Regions from separate parts of the Mus musculus genome. Here region 2 is linked to region 1. A link is a loop called in an ENCODE intact Hi-C map of the cell type or tissue named here. Cell type or tissue: gastrocnemius. All regions are shown on one strand.

Region 1 (8,000 bases):
CTTCTATCTCATGTATTCTGTTGGTGATGCTTGTATCTATGACCCCTGATTTCTTCCCTAGGTTTTCTATCTCCAGAGTTGTCTCCCTTTGTAATTCCTTTATTGTTTCTATTTCCATTTTTAGATCCTGGATGGTTTTGTTCAATTTCTTCACTTGTTTGGTTGTATTTTCCTGCAATTCTTTAAGGGATTTTTGTATTTCCTCTTTAAGGGCTTCAAGCTGTTTACCTGTGTTCTCTTGTATTTTTTTAAGGGAGTTATTTATGTCCTTATTAAAGTCTTCTATCATCATCATGAGATGTGATTTTAAATCCGAATCTTGCTTTTCTGGTGTGTTGAGGTATCCAGGGCTTGCTCTGGTGAGAGAACTGGGTTCTGATGATGCCAAGTAGCCTTGGTTTCTGTTGGTAATGTTCTTGTGCTTCCCTCTCGCCATCTGGTTATCTCTGGTGTTAGTTGGTCTTGCTGTCTCTGACTGGAGCTTTTCCGTGCTATGGGCCTGTAAGTCTGTGATTTTAGGTATGTCAGCACTCCTGCAGAGATCAGCTCTCTCTTGAGAGGGGTTTGTATGTGGAGGGTTGTGGAGCAACCTTAGCTCCTGGATGCAGATGGTGACCAGGAGGATCCTGTCCTCAGCTGCTCTGCTGTTCCTGTGCCCTGGCACTCCTGGCAGGCCCTGCTTTAGACAGTTATTGGAGAGAAAGTGGTGATCTCAACTCTGAGCTTAAGAGTGAGCCCCCTCTCTCCTGGTGGAGACTTGCCTGCAGAGGGCTGTGTGGCAGCCTTAGCTCCAGGGTGCCAGTCTGAGTGTTTTATAAAATGTACGTTCTGGGATGGGCTTAGGGCCTTGTGCTTGCAAAACAAGCATTTTCCTGACTGAACCATTTTCCCAGCCCAGTGACCTGGACCTGTAACTGCCTGGCCATTCTCTCAATTTCTGCTCCATCCTTATCCCTGACATCTTGTGGGCAGGACAAATTGCGAGTCAAAGGTTTTGTGGATAGGTTGGTGTATTCATCTCTCCATTGGAATTCTTGCCTTGTTACAGGAGGTGACTACTTCAGGTTTCATGTCCTCTACTGCTAGGAGTTTTAGGTCACTCTCATAGATTCCTGGGAGTTTCCCTTGTCCTGATTGTATCAGAGATGCACCCTCCCCCACCAATTTCATTTCTCTCTCTCAGTTCTATCTGCCTCCATCTTCCCTACACTTGATTCCCCCTGTTCCCCTCTGCACTCCCTCTCTCACCTAGTTTCAAATGTCCAGTATCCTTAGTCATCAGGGAAATGAAAAAAAAAAGACTCTTAGATTTTATCTTACACTAGTCAGAATGGTTAAGATAAAAAACTCAAGGGATAGCACATGCTGGTGAGGATGTGGAGCAAGAAGAAGACTTCATTACTGATGGGAGTGCAAACTTTACAACCACTTTGGAAATCAATTTGGCAATTTCTCAGAAAATTGGGAATAGTTCTACCTCAAGATTCAGCTATACTACTCTTGGGCATATACCCCAAAGATGCTCTAACACCACAATACGGACACTTGCTCAACTATAGTCATAGAAGGTTTATTTATGAATAGCCAGAAACTGGAAACAACCTAGATGTCCCTCAACTGAAGAATGGGTTAAAAAATGCAATACATTTACACAATGGAATACTACTCAGGTATTAAAAATAAGCATATCATGAAATTTGCAGTCAAATGGATGAAACGAGAAAATCTAATCCTGAGTGGGATAAGCCACACCCAGAAACACATGTGCATGGTATGTGCTCCCACAGAAGTGAACATTAGCCATAAAGTACAAGATAGCCATACTACAATCCACAAACCCAAGGAAGCCAAGTAACAAGAAAGACCCAAGGATGCTTGACACTCACTGAGAAGGGGAAGCAGAATAGACACTGGGGATGGATGCACAGACAGATTTTAATGAAAGAACAGTATTTTAATGAAAGATCTAGCCCATATAAATACAAAGGCATGTCAAATCCCAAAAGGAGCAGCACAGTGGGTCCCAGGAGGACAGATGAGCTAGCCAGGGGCCTGTGCAGAGCTGAGAGGCAGACTCTCCAGCTGCAGCTGGAAGCTTCTGTGGACCTGGAAAGACCTAATACTTCTTTCAAGCCCAACAGGAAGAAGAAGGTACAGCTGACCGCTCTCGGGCAGAGAGAAGTGTCTCTTACTACAGGGAAAGTTAAGAAAATGATCTAATTCAGGACTGAAATCTGTAACATAAAACCCAACCCAGGGCCCACATTCTTAATCTCACTCCACCAGTCCCACAATGCTCTTCATGCTCTACTCCTGGATGTGCATGGGCTGAGTCCCATGGTACTCACACAGATGGCACCGTGCCGTGCTGTGCTGTGCTGAGTTCATGTAGTCCAGAGGCACTGATGGACACGAGGATTTCCCAATTCCGTGTTCAGGTGATGGCTTAAAGTTGGCACAATGGGAGAACTTACACCACAGAAAACAAACACTACACGCCAGGACTTTCCCCCTGCAAGAACTGGTTATTTAGAACTCCTCAGGATTCTGCTGTCTTGGTATGCTTTGTGTACGAAAAGATATGATGACTATCTGCTTCCAGATGGTCTCATGGGCTTTGTGGAGTGGTCTCCAAATGGTCTCTCATAAGGCTTTCATAGTGTTCACAGTAGGTACAGGAGGACATTTCCTGTGTGGAATTCAAGGAGATAAACCTATTAAAAGCAAATCCCTTCGTGCTGCCTTGGTGGTTCTTCCAGCTTCTACAAGTGGGCACATTTGCCATGAAGGGTGCGACTTGGCAGAGCCCCAGAGCTCTGGTACAGGGAAAGATGTACAGCTCTGGGGGTCGCAGCTTCACATCCTGCTCATTACTTCCTATTTGCCCTTGTTAATGCATCAGCTTCCCCCAACGCCATCTTTATTAGGAATATTGATGATCTAAGCCTGTGATGGCTCCCTTCCCTAGATCTTCAATAAGTGTTACCTTCATGTCCTTCCATGGATCCCTTCTGGGGACCAGATGTCACTGTCTAGGTGTATTTGTCTGTTCGTTCGTTTTCAGGTGAGAAGGATCTTATTCTTGTCTAAGTCCTGATATGTTTGTTGACTCTGAAAGATGTGGCTCAAGTCTGGAGAGCAGGAAAGTGTGCCAGACCTTTCTGAAAGGAACCCTAGCCAGTGCAAGCAAACCCAACAGCAACACACAGAAACACAGTAGAAACAGCCACATGCAACAGCCCGCAGATGTGGGCCCTGCAGCGAACCACAGTGTCCCGGGCTAAACCTAAAAACCCCAGGAGAGGTACACTGACAATATCGGACAGACTCAAATGTGGACTCCCATCTAGGTGGCTAAAACTTGTTAATTAGGAGGGAGGGGTGACGGTAAAGTAGAGCTCAGTTTATCTCTTTCTTAGCTGCTGTGTCCAGAGTCTCTTTCCTTTTGCTCTGTCACCCAAGCTTTCTCTTTTTTTCTTCCGATTGCCCTTTATCGCTTCTCTATGCGGTCAGGGGTAATGAAACTTGCCAGCTGCATCTGCCCTTGAATTCAGTCCCCAAGCATCCTCAGGAGCAGGTGTCTGGAGCAAAGAGACATTTAAAGCCTTCTGTCTTACTCCCTTCTCACGTTTGGAGGCTGCTTTTCTTCCTCTTCTTTGATCTCACAGTCTGAGACGCACAATAATTACAAATATTAGAGTTGGCGTAGGGCGGTCAGGATGCTTGGAGCTGACAAAGGGACTCTTGTACTGAGAGTAGCGGAGGGTGAGCAGTAGGTGGCGCTCTCTAGCCAGCAATGCCCGGTGGGATTGGACAGGTCAGAGTGCACCTTTGTTCTGGAAGCTTGAAGGGAGAAGCTTTTCAGCCCATCTACAGGAATGGCTAGATCTTGATTCCCGTCCTAATTTTACTTCTCTGAGCTATTTAGCATCTTCATGACGTGTTGAGGTCTGCAGAGCTGGGGGAAGCTGGGAAATGAACTGCCTAAAGATGTTACTAAAACTCATTTTAACTGCTGGAATTAATAGATGGATTGATATTCTGCCTGGATGTCAGGTCGGTGGTAATCTTTCAGAGAAAACGTTGTGCTGGTGTGGGAGCCTCCTCATCCTTCCACAGCACTTCATGTCGTGTGATCACTAAACTTTATGGTGATATATAAACAAATAGTCAACAACAACAGATCTTCTTAGGAAGTGTGAAAAAAAAGTCTATTTCTATTTGAGGAACCTTTGGAATGCTCAACGTAAGTGGGGCAGGTTTGCTTAGTGTCACTATGGCAACACGCTCCACACCTGCTTCCTGGCCCAGTAGAGGGCCAGCGCTTGGCTCAGGGCTTAGCTCTGGTTGGGAAATTGATCAATGTGGACTTGAAGGCTTCACCCCATTCCTATGCTATGCTCTAGAAAGGAGGATATTTCTCTATTCACAACCCTGACCCCCCCTCGCCTTGCCTACTATGGAGACCCTGGCAAAAATGTGGCCCTGTGATAACATGTCATTTACAGCCAGCAGATTCCCCCTTGTCTTAGGTATGGTTGCTGTGGAGAGACACCATGACCAAGGCAGTGTATATAAGAAAGCATTGACGTGAAAGCTTGCTCATGGTTTCAGAGGTCCCTATGATCATCACGGTGGGAAGCATGGTGGCAGGCAGGCAGGCAGGCAGGCAGGCAGGCAGGCAGGCAGGCATAGCACTGGTGCAGTAGCTGAGAGCTTACATTTGGCTCATAAGCACTTGGCAGAAAGAGAGGGGTTTGAAACTTCAAAGCCTCCCTACAACAAGGCCATGCCTCCCAGTCCTTCCTAAACAGTCCAACAGCTAGGAACTAAGCATTCAAATAGAAGACCTTACATTCTCATTCAAACCACCACACCTTATTTCTCTCCTCATACCGTGTGAATTATGCTGCTCTTCTCAGGAGGGACAGCATTCTGCTCCACTCTATTTGATTAAAGTGTCCCTCCACCTCCTCACCAACACAACCCTGCTTCATGAGTGCTGACTATCCCAGTTCATCTGGTACTGCTATGATCAAACAAACAAACAAACAAACAAATAAAACCCTGAAGTTCCTAATTACATTTTAGGATGTCCAATCACTCCACCCAGTTTTGGATTTATGAGATACACATGGCTTATCATAATTCCTTTCTAGCTTGTCTGAAGCAGTGGCCTCGTGGGGGTGGAGTAGAGGCCTAGAGCCAAAAGCACCAGTCATGGGGGCTAGCAAAGGAGAAGCTGTGAGACTGAGTCACACGTGCCTTCTCTGAAGTTGTATATCCCAATGCAACCTCTTAGGACCCTTCTGCAGGCTTGTGACCACTGGTATGTCCAGACAGGAAAACCCTGTGTCCTAACACTCTTGAATGCCTGTTGCTAGCATTCACCTGCTCAGACCAGCAGAATGTAAGCTACTGGAGTACAACAGTGCTGCTGTCTCAGTGAAGGCAGCATACACAGCTTCTAACCGAGCATTTGAAGGTCTTCCCACTGTGAGTCTGCTGTCAACTTGGGGCTGCTTCTCTATCTTTTTTTGTGTTCATGGAGAATATTTTTCACATAATTATGTAAATCTAGAGATAAGGTCCTGTCTTACCCTGGGGATGGGGTGAGGGTGTCACAGCCAGCATGTAACATAATCTCTCATATGAATAGCTGTTACTATGTTCCTAAAGGGCTACCAACACAAAGGAAGCAGGCAGTTTTGCTCAAAGCAATAAGCAAGAAAGGCAGAATAAGTCCCAGAAAATTGGTTTAGTCCCTGGTAACTGTGCTGGTTATACTTCTCCTTGAAAATTACTAACAGGAATCTACTTTAAGGGGTAGATTGCTTTGCTTTGTGTTCAAAGGGACACCGTCCATCATAGCCAGGATGGTGTGGTGAAAGGGATTATGAGCTGGGTGCTCGCATTGCACCTGCAGTCAGGAAGCAGAAGCAGAGCAGTAAGCGGAGCCTGGCTAGGAAGCCTCAGGAGCAAGCCCAGTGAAGCACTCCTCCAGCTGGCTCCACCTCCTAACGGTTCCACAACCTTCCAAGACAGCGCCACCTGCTGGGGACCAAGGATTCAAACACACATGCCTGGGAGGCACATTGCGCTTTCCTTCCATCATTGATCTTTCACTGCTGTGCTAGCTGGCTTCTGGATACACTGGTGGATGGGTCAGTGAGTTTTCTTCTTCTGTTCCCCACCCAGTAACCAAGCTGCATCAGCTTCCTCAAGTTCTCCCTTTCCCCTCTCCCTCTGAAGACTAGGCTTAAAATAGAAGTTGTCAGAACTGTGTAGGCTCAGGGCTTAGAGCTCAAAATGAACCTGGATCACATGGCCTTGGAAGGGCTAACCACAGAAGTAGGGTGAGAGTTTGCTGAGCTCTAAGATGCACTTGTCATCAAAGCACTATTATTTGGAAAAGCCACAGCTTAAAGTTCTGTGATACTCTTTCTGTCTCTGTCTCTTTGTCTCTATCTCTCTCTGTCTCTCTCAGTCTTTGTGTCTCTGTCTCTCTCTGTCTTTCTCTCTCTCTCTGTGTGTGTGTGTGTGCTGTGTGTGGTATGTATATGTGTGGTATATGTATATATGTGATGTGTATCTGTGTGTTGAAAGGGCTCCTTCACCATCTCTTAAAGACTCACCAAGACTCCCAGCTTTTTTGTCATCCAATACATACTTATTATTATGTATTGAATTAACTTGAAGTGACAGATAGCTATTTTATTAGACTATCACTGTGAATCAATCATATTAAAATGCTGCTGGCTTGATCGATTTGATTCCTTCAAACTTTGGGTCCTCTTCAGGCCAGAGGTTTTAGGAATTAGGAGAGTACACTGTCTTGAGTCTGAGATTGCTTTCTGTTAGGAGACAAGCCGGAATGGGAAGAAGTAACTTCTACAAAGCGCCCAGTGGCTGCTGTCTGACTGGGGAGGGGAACAGTGGGGTTCATTGTGTGGTGAAGGTTTTGTTCACTGGTGTGAAGGAAGGGGTATGTCTCTGGAGGATTCTGCAGCATTTGGTGAGCACTGAGAAGGTGCTCCGAGCACTTTCTGATGGAGCTATTGAAAAGTCAGCGTTACAAGGCTGCACCCCTTTCTCTAGTAATGAAAATAAACGCAGCCCTGGCACACAGGCTGTAATCTGGAAATGGGTTTCAGAAATCCACTCTACTGAGTAAATGGGCTATTACAGCCCATCATTATGGAGGCCAGGAATGTACATAGACTAGAGAGAGGCGGGAGTGGAGCAAGAGGAGAGGGGAGTTAACCATTTCAAGATGTGATAGACTAGAAAGTTTAGCCTCTAAGTTTTCATCTGCCTAATGTTCTTATTGACAGCTAAAAAAAATCTCAAAAACTGTGAGGGATTGAGCTTCCCCCCCCCCCCACATATAAGTGAATATATTAGCTGGGTAGTTTCTTAGATGCTTTTCACAGAACATACAAAACTCTTTGGGGTAAAACAAAGGATGTTATTACTCAGAGTACTCGAAATAGGTGGAATATCAGAATAATAATATGAGGAAAGAGAGAGGGGGAGAGAGAGGGAGGGAGGGGAGGAGAAGAAGGAGAGAGAGGGGGAGGGAGGGAGGGAGGGAGGGAGAGAGAGAGAGGAGGGAGAGGGAGGGGGAGGGGGAGAGGGAGAGAGGGAGAGGGAGAGGAAAGGGGGAAGAGTGGGGAGAGGGAGGAGAGGATGGAGAGGGGAGAGAGAGAGAGAGAGGAGAGAGAGAGAGAAAGAGAGAGAGAGAGTTTACTAAGCTGGAATAGCAGCAGTGTAGACTGTGAAGAGGTATGGGCAACATCTGCACGTGGAGTAGATTATTTAACAGGAGGGGGTCTTGAGCATTATGAACCTTAACCCATTGTGATGGGTAGTGAGCACTTCTTTCCTTTACAGGTTCAGGGTACCCTTTCTTTGGAAAGACAGCTCAACAAAGGTCAGTGTTTGTACTAACAAGGGTTAGGGTTAGGATTGAGGTTAGGGTTAGGATTAGTGCATCTTTT
Region 2 (8,000 bases), 450 kb after region 1:
AGGAGGTTCCCAGGTATAAATACAGGACACCCAGGGACAGGTGAATTCCATATGAGGTAAATTCCATTTTTTATTTTAAAAATATACGTAAGTGTGGGTCATACAATACTCCCCCCCCCCAAAGTCTTAATTTAAGGGAGTATCTATTTTCCCTTTTTACCAACCCTTGCCCATGTAGGACATGGCAAACAAATGGGAATGAATCAAGGAAGAAGTCCAATGGAGTGGCGTTGAGAGGTTGGCTCCGTCGGCCGTGGAGTAGGCAGGTGGGGTGCTGTGAGCAGTTCTGAAGGCAGCTGACTAGGGTTCTGTGGCACAGGCCAAGCAGTAGCCCTAGACAGAGATGCAACTCCTGAATTAGACAAGGGACTTCTGTCCCCCCATGACTACTATTAGTCGATCAGGAGGACATCTCTCTACTCCTATCTCTGAGTGTAACAGTGAGCCCTGGCCACGCTACCTGCCATGCCCATGCTGGGAAAGCCATGTCCCTTCCTTACTGCCTGCCTGGTTATTTTGAGCAAAGGGTGATAGAATACCGATTTTGCCAGCACCGCCCTTTGGCCTACATGGCTTGGGCTTGGACAATCCCAGTTTCTCTACATACTAATGGCTCTGGGATAGACTACCCAGGCTTTTTCCCCAAACAGAAGGCAGTTTGTGATTTGCCCTTCTAATGCATTAATGTTTCTACATGTCAGTTTTAGGAGTGATGCTTACACAATGTCTAAACAGTTCCTTTTGAACCACAAATAATAGGTGTGTAAACCAACTCGAGGGCAGTGGTTCTCAGCTTGCTGAATGCTGGGGCGCTTTAATACAGTTCCACATGTTGTGGTGACCCCTGACCATGAAATTATTTCATTGCCACTTCAGAACTGTAACGTTGCTACTGTTGTGAACTGTAATGTAAATATCTGATAGGCAGGCTGTCCAATCCAACTCCCAAAGGGGTGGAGAGCCACAGACTGGGAACCACTGCACTAGAGCGTGGGTTTCCTCAAGTTCCCCACCAATCACTGTGGTCTTGAAAGTCCTTCCAGCCCCACATAAGTATCCTAACAGACTCACTTTCCACTTCCAGCCAGCCCTGCAGGCAGCTAATTGCTTTATCAAGGGTTTTAGTTGCTTTTCACAAGTCTCCCAGATTAAACCCCTTACTCTCCTTTTCAAAGTTTTTTAATCTTGGTTAGGGCCACCGCATCCTTCTCAAAGACATTCTCGATACACATGCTCATCATGGGTCAGGAGATCTTTTGTTTTTGGTTTTTGGTTTTTTTCGAGACAGGGTTTCTCTGTGTAGCCCTGGCTGTCCTGGAACTCACTTTGTAGACCAGGCTGGCCTCATACTCAGAAATCTGCCTGCCTCTGCCTCTCCTTCCCAAGTGCTGGGATTAAAGGCGTGCGCCACCACTGCATGGCTCAGGAGATCTTTTATATCTAGCATTGTTCTCATGGTTCAAATCCCTTCTCTGTCTCTGTCTCTGTCTCTGTCTCTCTCTCTCTCTCTCTCACACACACACACACACATACACACACACACACACACACACACACACACACACACACACACACACACACACATACTCATCACTACTCAGGCCTTCAGCTTTTTCCATCTGCTCCTCAAATACCCAAGAAAGGCTCTGTGCTACTCACACATTAAACCTACCATCCATCATGCCCGTATCTCACATTAAACCTACTGTCCACCATGCCTGTATCATACATTAAATTGTCCCATGCCTGAGGAGCCCTAGACAACTGCATTTTTCCAGCAGAGTTTGACATTCAGTATCTGACCATAGGCCCAATAGTGTATCCTTAACTGGAACATAGTAGGTTCCACTCTGCACAAAGGAAGTCACTCTCACGTGCAACACACACACACATGCACACACACACACACACACGGATGCACACATGTACTACATACAGATTTTCTCTGTTCCTCTTGTTGGAGACTTTTTAGCTACTTAAAACATTAACAGTTCTTAAAGGTAAGGAGGGACAGAAGAACAGTCCCCTCCACACAGGCAGTTTGCACCAGGTCTGCTAGTGAGTGACAAGGACAGTAACTTCCTTTTGGAGACCATCACCTGTTACAACCACTGAAGGATGCCCCATGCTGACCTGAGAAGGGGAGGAAAGAGAAACCACGTAGAAAAGATGGAGATGGAGCTTAACCTGGAAGATGCCCAAGTCCCACCTCACCAGTGGTAAGGGGAGGAGAGATGCCCAGGTACACACTTAGAAACTTGGAACAAGCATGCCCTCTGCAGGCAAGCCTAGGAAATGCACTCACTGTTCAAGGGTGTAGAGAACAACCCTATGGTCTAGGGGCTCCCAGGTGGCACAGGATTGCTCACGCTCCACAGTAAAAAGGACACTGTGGCATTCCAAGTGATGTCTGGCCACCTTGGAAGAAACTAGCAGGCTGCCAAACTGTTCTTTTGTTGTTGTTGTTTTGTTTGTTTGTTTGTTTGTTTTTTGTTCGTTTGTTTTTGGGTTTTTTGTTTGTTTGTTTTTGCTTTTCAAGATAGAGTTTCTCTGTGCAGTCCTGGCTGTCTTGGAACTCACTCTGTAGACCAGGCTGGCCTTGAACTCAGAAATCCACCTGCCTCTGCCTCTGCCTCCCAAGTGCTGGGATTAAAGGTGTGCAGCATCACTGCCCGGCTTGCCAAACTGTTCTTTTGCTACAAAGAATATAACTGCACCTTTGCTACACCTAACTTTTGGGCTGAGAGAACTGCCTTCTTGCTTCTTTCCCCCAGGGCTTGCCACCAGGCAGACCTGTGGACCAACGCTAGAGGCACTTTCTAGATGCAATTTGCAAGAAGCCTTTGATGTGGTTCCCACCACCAGCCTTCTTAGGCTGCCAAGGTGAGGACCCTCAGGGTGGGCAGGCATACACTGGGCTGAGCAGAAAGGCACCCTGGGACGCAACATGGCTCTCCACAGGCTGGAATCTGGGAGCCCAGAGGATCCTGAAGAACTAGGGTTGTGGGTTTCTTCTGGGAAACCCTCTACGCCCCAAGGCTCTGATCCAAAGAAAAGGAAAACAAAAGAGTAAAGAGTTTGTGCTAGCTGTCCTACCTGCCTTGCTTAGCCTTTCAATCTCACACTCCTGCCACCTATCTCCAGAGCTGCAAACGGGCAGGGAGGACAGAGGACGCTGGGACTCACATAATTTGCCCTCCTCAGACATACCAGGAGCCAGCCTGGCCACTCATCACAGCTGGGCACAAATACTTTGGCCTAGATCTGCAGTGCCTTGTGGGTGTCCAGGGGAACCCAGCAGCAGGGAAGAACCCAGAAAGACTCTGGTCTAGAGTGCAGTTCCCAGCAGGGGTGCTCTCTCCACCAAGGCCTGCTGGGATCCAGGGTCTTTTACTCAAGCATCTCCGAGCTTCCAGGCGGGTGTATGTGTGATACAGAAGCAGTCTGTGTGTATATTCAGCAGCTGCAGGCTTCCAGAACCAAACACTGCTCACTCTGAGCTCCTGCACAGGGTGCAGAAACACATGCAGGAGTGCATGTGCAGAAACACATGCAGGAGTGTGCTTGTGTGTGCCAGCCTGTCAGAGGGTTTCCATCCTTCTCATCTCTGGCCTCTGAATTTGCAGGTTTTTACATCTCCACTGTGTGTAAAGGTCACCAAACAATTCAGCGCCTACTCCTGAGGAAAATGAACTGTTGCTGGCATTTTTATTTTTAACTGGAGGCTCTAATTTGACAAGGATATTGTTTGGGGAGGCCCTGCAATCTCTGCCTTCAAGGAAGACGATGCTCCTCCGTGGCCAGTTCCGTGGCTCATCCCTAGCCTCTCCACCCCGAGCTCCCACCTCTTCCAGGATGTCGCAGGCCCCAAGCCCCTCTCTTTAGGGGAGATTTCTGCCTGGAGGGAGAAGGGAGCCCCTTCCTTGTCACACCCGGGAAAGTGGGTGGAGCTTTGCCTGCACTGTGAGTAGGTGCCAGCCCTTGACTCTTGGCTGACAGCACTAGCCAGAGCAACCGAGCCCCCAGGCAGGCTCTGAACTCTGTGCAAAGTCTGCTGCCAACAACAGCAGAGGAGCCTCAAACACAGCACAGTCTGGCTTGAAGAAATTAGCTAGGAACAACAACAACAACAAAAAATAGATAAACGCAGCTAATACTGAAATAGATACGCAGCCTACATATGCAGATGTAGATGAGAGATACAGATGTGTAGATAATATACAGCCATAGCTATAGAAATATGAACACACATTTTCCCACGTGCCCAGAGTTGAGGTGGGAAGCCGCCGAGACACTACCCCCTTTCCATCCCAGACCTCCAAGAGCCCTGGCAGGCGTTCCCTAACTCCAGTTCTATGCCCAGTGAATGGCATCAGCCTTCTGCCTATCACTGGTAACCTCAGTCTCTGTGTGTTTCCTATACTGATTCTTTGCTCCACACAACATTATCTTGCTTCTCTAGCAAATCTGTGTGGTCTCTTACTTCTCAACTCTTTGCACGAGAGACCGAGAGAACTGCACGGCCAAAACATGACTACCAGGAACAGTGTGCCAGCCTCGGGACCTCAGGCTTTCAGAGACGACAGGGAGGTAGAGTGGGGACCAATGACAGAGGAGTCGAGGGAATCGGGTGCAGATGGAGGGATAGGTGTTCTGGGAACATTTTAGAACGTGTTGCCACCCTTTCCTGATAAACATGACCCCCACCCCCACCCCGTCTCCCTCTCCTTTCCTTCTCTTTCCCATTTCTTTGCACCCATAAACCCTCAGTTTCCTCCACTGAAGCATTTGGGAGACTCAGCAGGCCTTCGTGAGGACTGAGTGAGCCAACATCTGTTCTTCAAATTAATGCCATTTCTATAGTTTTGGTTTTCTTTTCATCTTCTCTGCTTCCCCACAGCTTAAGAAGCTGAGGCTGGACCAGACACAGACTGGAGGATGGGGTCCAGGGAAGGCCGGCATCGTCCTAGCAGTTAGATACCTTCTCAAAAATTCCCAGAATTCCAAATATCACACAATCACAAAAACTATCTACAGCTGGCAAAATCATGCCTCTGCTAGAGCACAAGGCTCCAGTAGTGACAAGTGACACTCCAGCAGTGATAAGCGTGACAGGCCCTAAAAACCTGGGTGCTGTCCCGAGGCAAAAAGTTCACGGAAACTTAGTCTCCTGGAATCGTGGCATCCTGTATAACAAATACTCCAATGTTCTTGCTTTAGTCGGTAAACGGATCTGTGTGCTTTCCCTTAATATTGCTTTACTATAAGTGCCTCTATTTGACATATAGCTAGGTTAGATTCTTCACTGGTCCTAGTCAGTCAGTCCTTGAGCCGACCCTGGGCGTGGATAGCTAAGTCACTGCCCTACACAAGAATTTACATTATCTGGGAGGAAGGAAGTTTGTGATCTAAGGAGGAGCCAGAGTAAGATACTTAGAACTATAGATAGCTGAGTTCACCCATACACAAGTATTTACAGTGGCCTAGGGGGAAGGTGGACTACACAATAGACTAGAATAGGAACTATGGCAAGGGCATGAAGCCCTGGCTTCTAAGATTAAGTGGACCTTAGGTGGGCTGCTTTTTTTTTTTAATTAATTTATTTATTTTATGTGAGTACACTGTAGCTCTCTTCAGACACACCAGAAGAGTGCATCTGATCCCATTACAGATGGCTGAGAGCCACCATGTGGTTGCTGGGAATTGAACTCAGGACCTCTGGAAGAGCAGAGGGTGCTCTTAACCACTGAGCCATCTCTCCAGCTCAGGTGGGGCTGCTTTTGATTCCCAGTTCTTAGCATTGAATTTTATTCCAGTTAACATTGAATTTTATCCCAGTTGGTTCCTGCCAGTCCTCCCTTGTTTGCATTCCTCTGTTTTATGTAAGAGTCCAGTAACCTCATTGTACCTTGCTGGTGTGTCACCCAACTTCCCCATTTTCTTCTATATAAAAAGTTTGATACTCGATTTGACAAATTACATTCAGATCCACACTCCCTTGTGTTGTGTCTGTTTGTCACCTCTCCTTCTCGCCGACTCCTTTGCCCACCTACAACCAGAAACCCATTCTGCGCAGATAGGAGACCCGGAAGAGGTTAGTCTGTGGCAATGAACAATCTGAAGCACCCTCATACCCCATACCTAGGATTAAAACAAAATCATATTCTTACCAAAGTTCCAAAATTATCAAGCTGTGAACTGTCACGTGCGTCCCGGGAGTAGAGTAGTCCCTTGGAAGAGCAGTCAGTACTCTTTAACCACCGAGCACTTCCTACAGCCCCATAGCTCTGCTTTATAAGGCTTTTAATGTACTGTGTGTATGTGTTCATGCACAGCATCCCTGGAAAAAACAGCTTCTTTGTTACTGAGGTTTGAGAGCTCCTCCTTGCATAACATTGCAGCAGTCAGAAGAGCAGAGGGAGTACAGATTTAGTAGACTTAGACAAGTCATCAAACCTGGATACCTCAGCCTGAAGTTTCCTTACCTGCTAAATGAGACATTAATGATGACTTCCTGTGGCCAATCCACTTCTCCATCCCTAAATGCTTTACAGAAAGGATGGTGCCATTCATCCATGGACAGAGGCCGCCCCACTTCACTCCACTGCACCGAGCACAGTATTCTGGGATCTCCAAACAAGGTAAGCCATGTTTCTGGATCTTTTATAATGTCCTCTTTGGTAACCTAGACTGAAGCTGAGAAACCCATGCTCTTGGAGATGCTGTGTGGGCGCTGCGGTGAACAATGCCAGCGGGCAGCTTCTACCGCTCTGGCCTCCAGATGAGTACAGCCCCAGCCACCATCTGATTGCAATTTCATAAGACCCCCTCCCAACAGAATAGCCCCGTTGAACCCAGAAACTGACAAACCAAGATCTGCAATATGTAATTTTTAGCTACTAAGGCAAAGTTTGTTACACAAAGCTGCCTCCTGGGGGTGTTATAAAAATTAAATGAGATAGTTCATGCCAATGGAATAACAAGGTTCTCTGTCAGTGAAAACTAACCTTTTAAAAAGCAATCTACTTACAAGGTACAAGTTGCTCAACACCCATCGGGCATCTCCTAGTCCATACTTAGTGGGCACCTATCCAAACATGCTTTCTGTGTAGTCAAAGATTTTCTAAACAGAAAAAAGTTTTGGAGTAGCTCCCTGCAGTCAGTGATGGGTTGCTTCTTGACTATTTTCATATTAAGCCCGATCTACTCCAAGAAGAGTGGCCAATGACAAGGTCAGGAGTTAGAATACAAAAGTTACTAAGACAAACCAGGGGCAAACATGTGGGCAGTTTCTACATGGTTCTACACATGCAGAGAGAAGGGCCCAGAGAGTGGGTGTTCTGAGAGTAGGGTACTTCACTCTAAGGTAGCTCTCGCTGAGCAGCTCGCCTGCACTCTCAAGCCTGCTGCCGAGGTGTCTGTGTACAACTCATATACTCAGCTGGTAAGCTTGTGGCCTGAGTGGCTGCTTGACTTCTTGATGCAGTTCCTGAGGCTGGCTTCTTGCATACCCACTGTCCCTCCTGATCTTGTCAAGGAAGGGAGGAGGAAGAGGAAGAGAGAAAGGGTGGGAGACAGGGAGGAGGGGCATGCCTAACCCTGGAACACCAGCCAGCAGAGGTCTTTCAGGGCATTCCTTGGGTCTTGTTAACTCCACATTAAGCCCCAGATCCCAGAACAACCAAAACAAGAAAAAGATCACACACACACACACACAGACATACAGAAACACACACATCACACACTCACACACACACACACCACACACACACACACACACACTCACACACATACACACATACATACACACACACAGATACACACACACTGAGTGGCCAATGACATATACACACATACATACACACACACACTCACACACATACACATGCACACATACATACATACATACACACACGCACGCGCACACACACACGCATACACAGACACACACAGATACACACACACATGTGCACACATTCACACACTCACACACACACTCA

Evidence for each region. Hi-C counts contacts between places; a loop is a spot of excess contacts. Peaks named below come from ENCODE experiments on the same cell type or tissue, not always from the same donor. Only the 100,000 strongest peaks of a DNase experiment are listed, where the experiment ranks them.
Region 2: a loop joins it to region 1, with 6 times the contacts of the local background. A loop is called at or near these places in 41 of 42 quality-filtered maps.

What each region holds. Positions count from the first base shown.
Region 1 is chr9:13,886,064-13,894,063 of GRCm38, forward strand. No RefSeq gene overlaps it. Among named protein-coding and RNA genes, the nearest start is that of Fam76b, 62 kb to the left of the region's middle. In gastrocnemius, a CTCF peak has its summit at 6,064 (motif pointing left); a DNase peak (open chromatin) is centred at 3,781.
Region 2 is chr9:14,340,190-14,348,189 of GRCm38, forward strand. No RefSeq gene overlaps it. Among named protein-coding and RNA genes, the nearest start is that of Gm34156, 25 kb to the right of the region's middle. In gastrocnemius, a CTCF peak has its summit at 2,269 (motif pointing left); DNase peaks (open chromatin) are centred at 2,272, 3,356 and 3,981.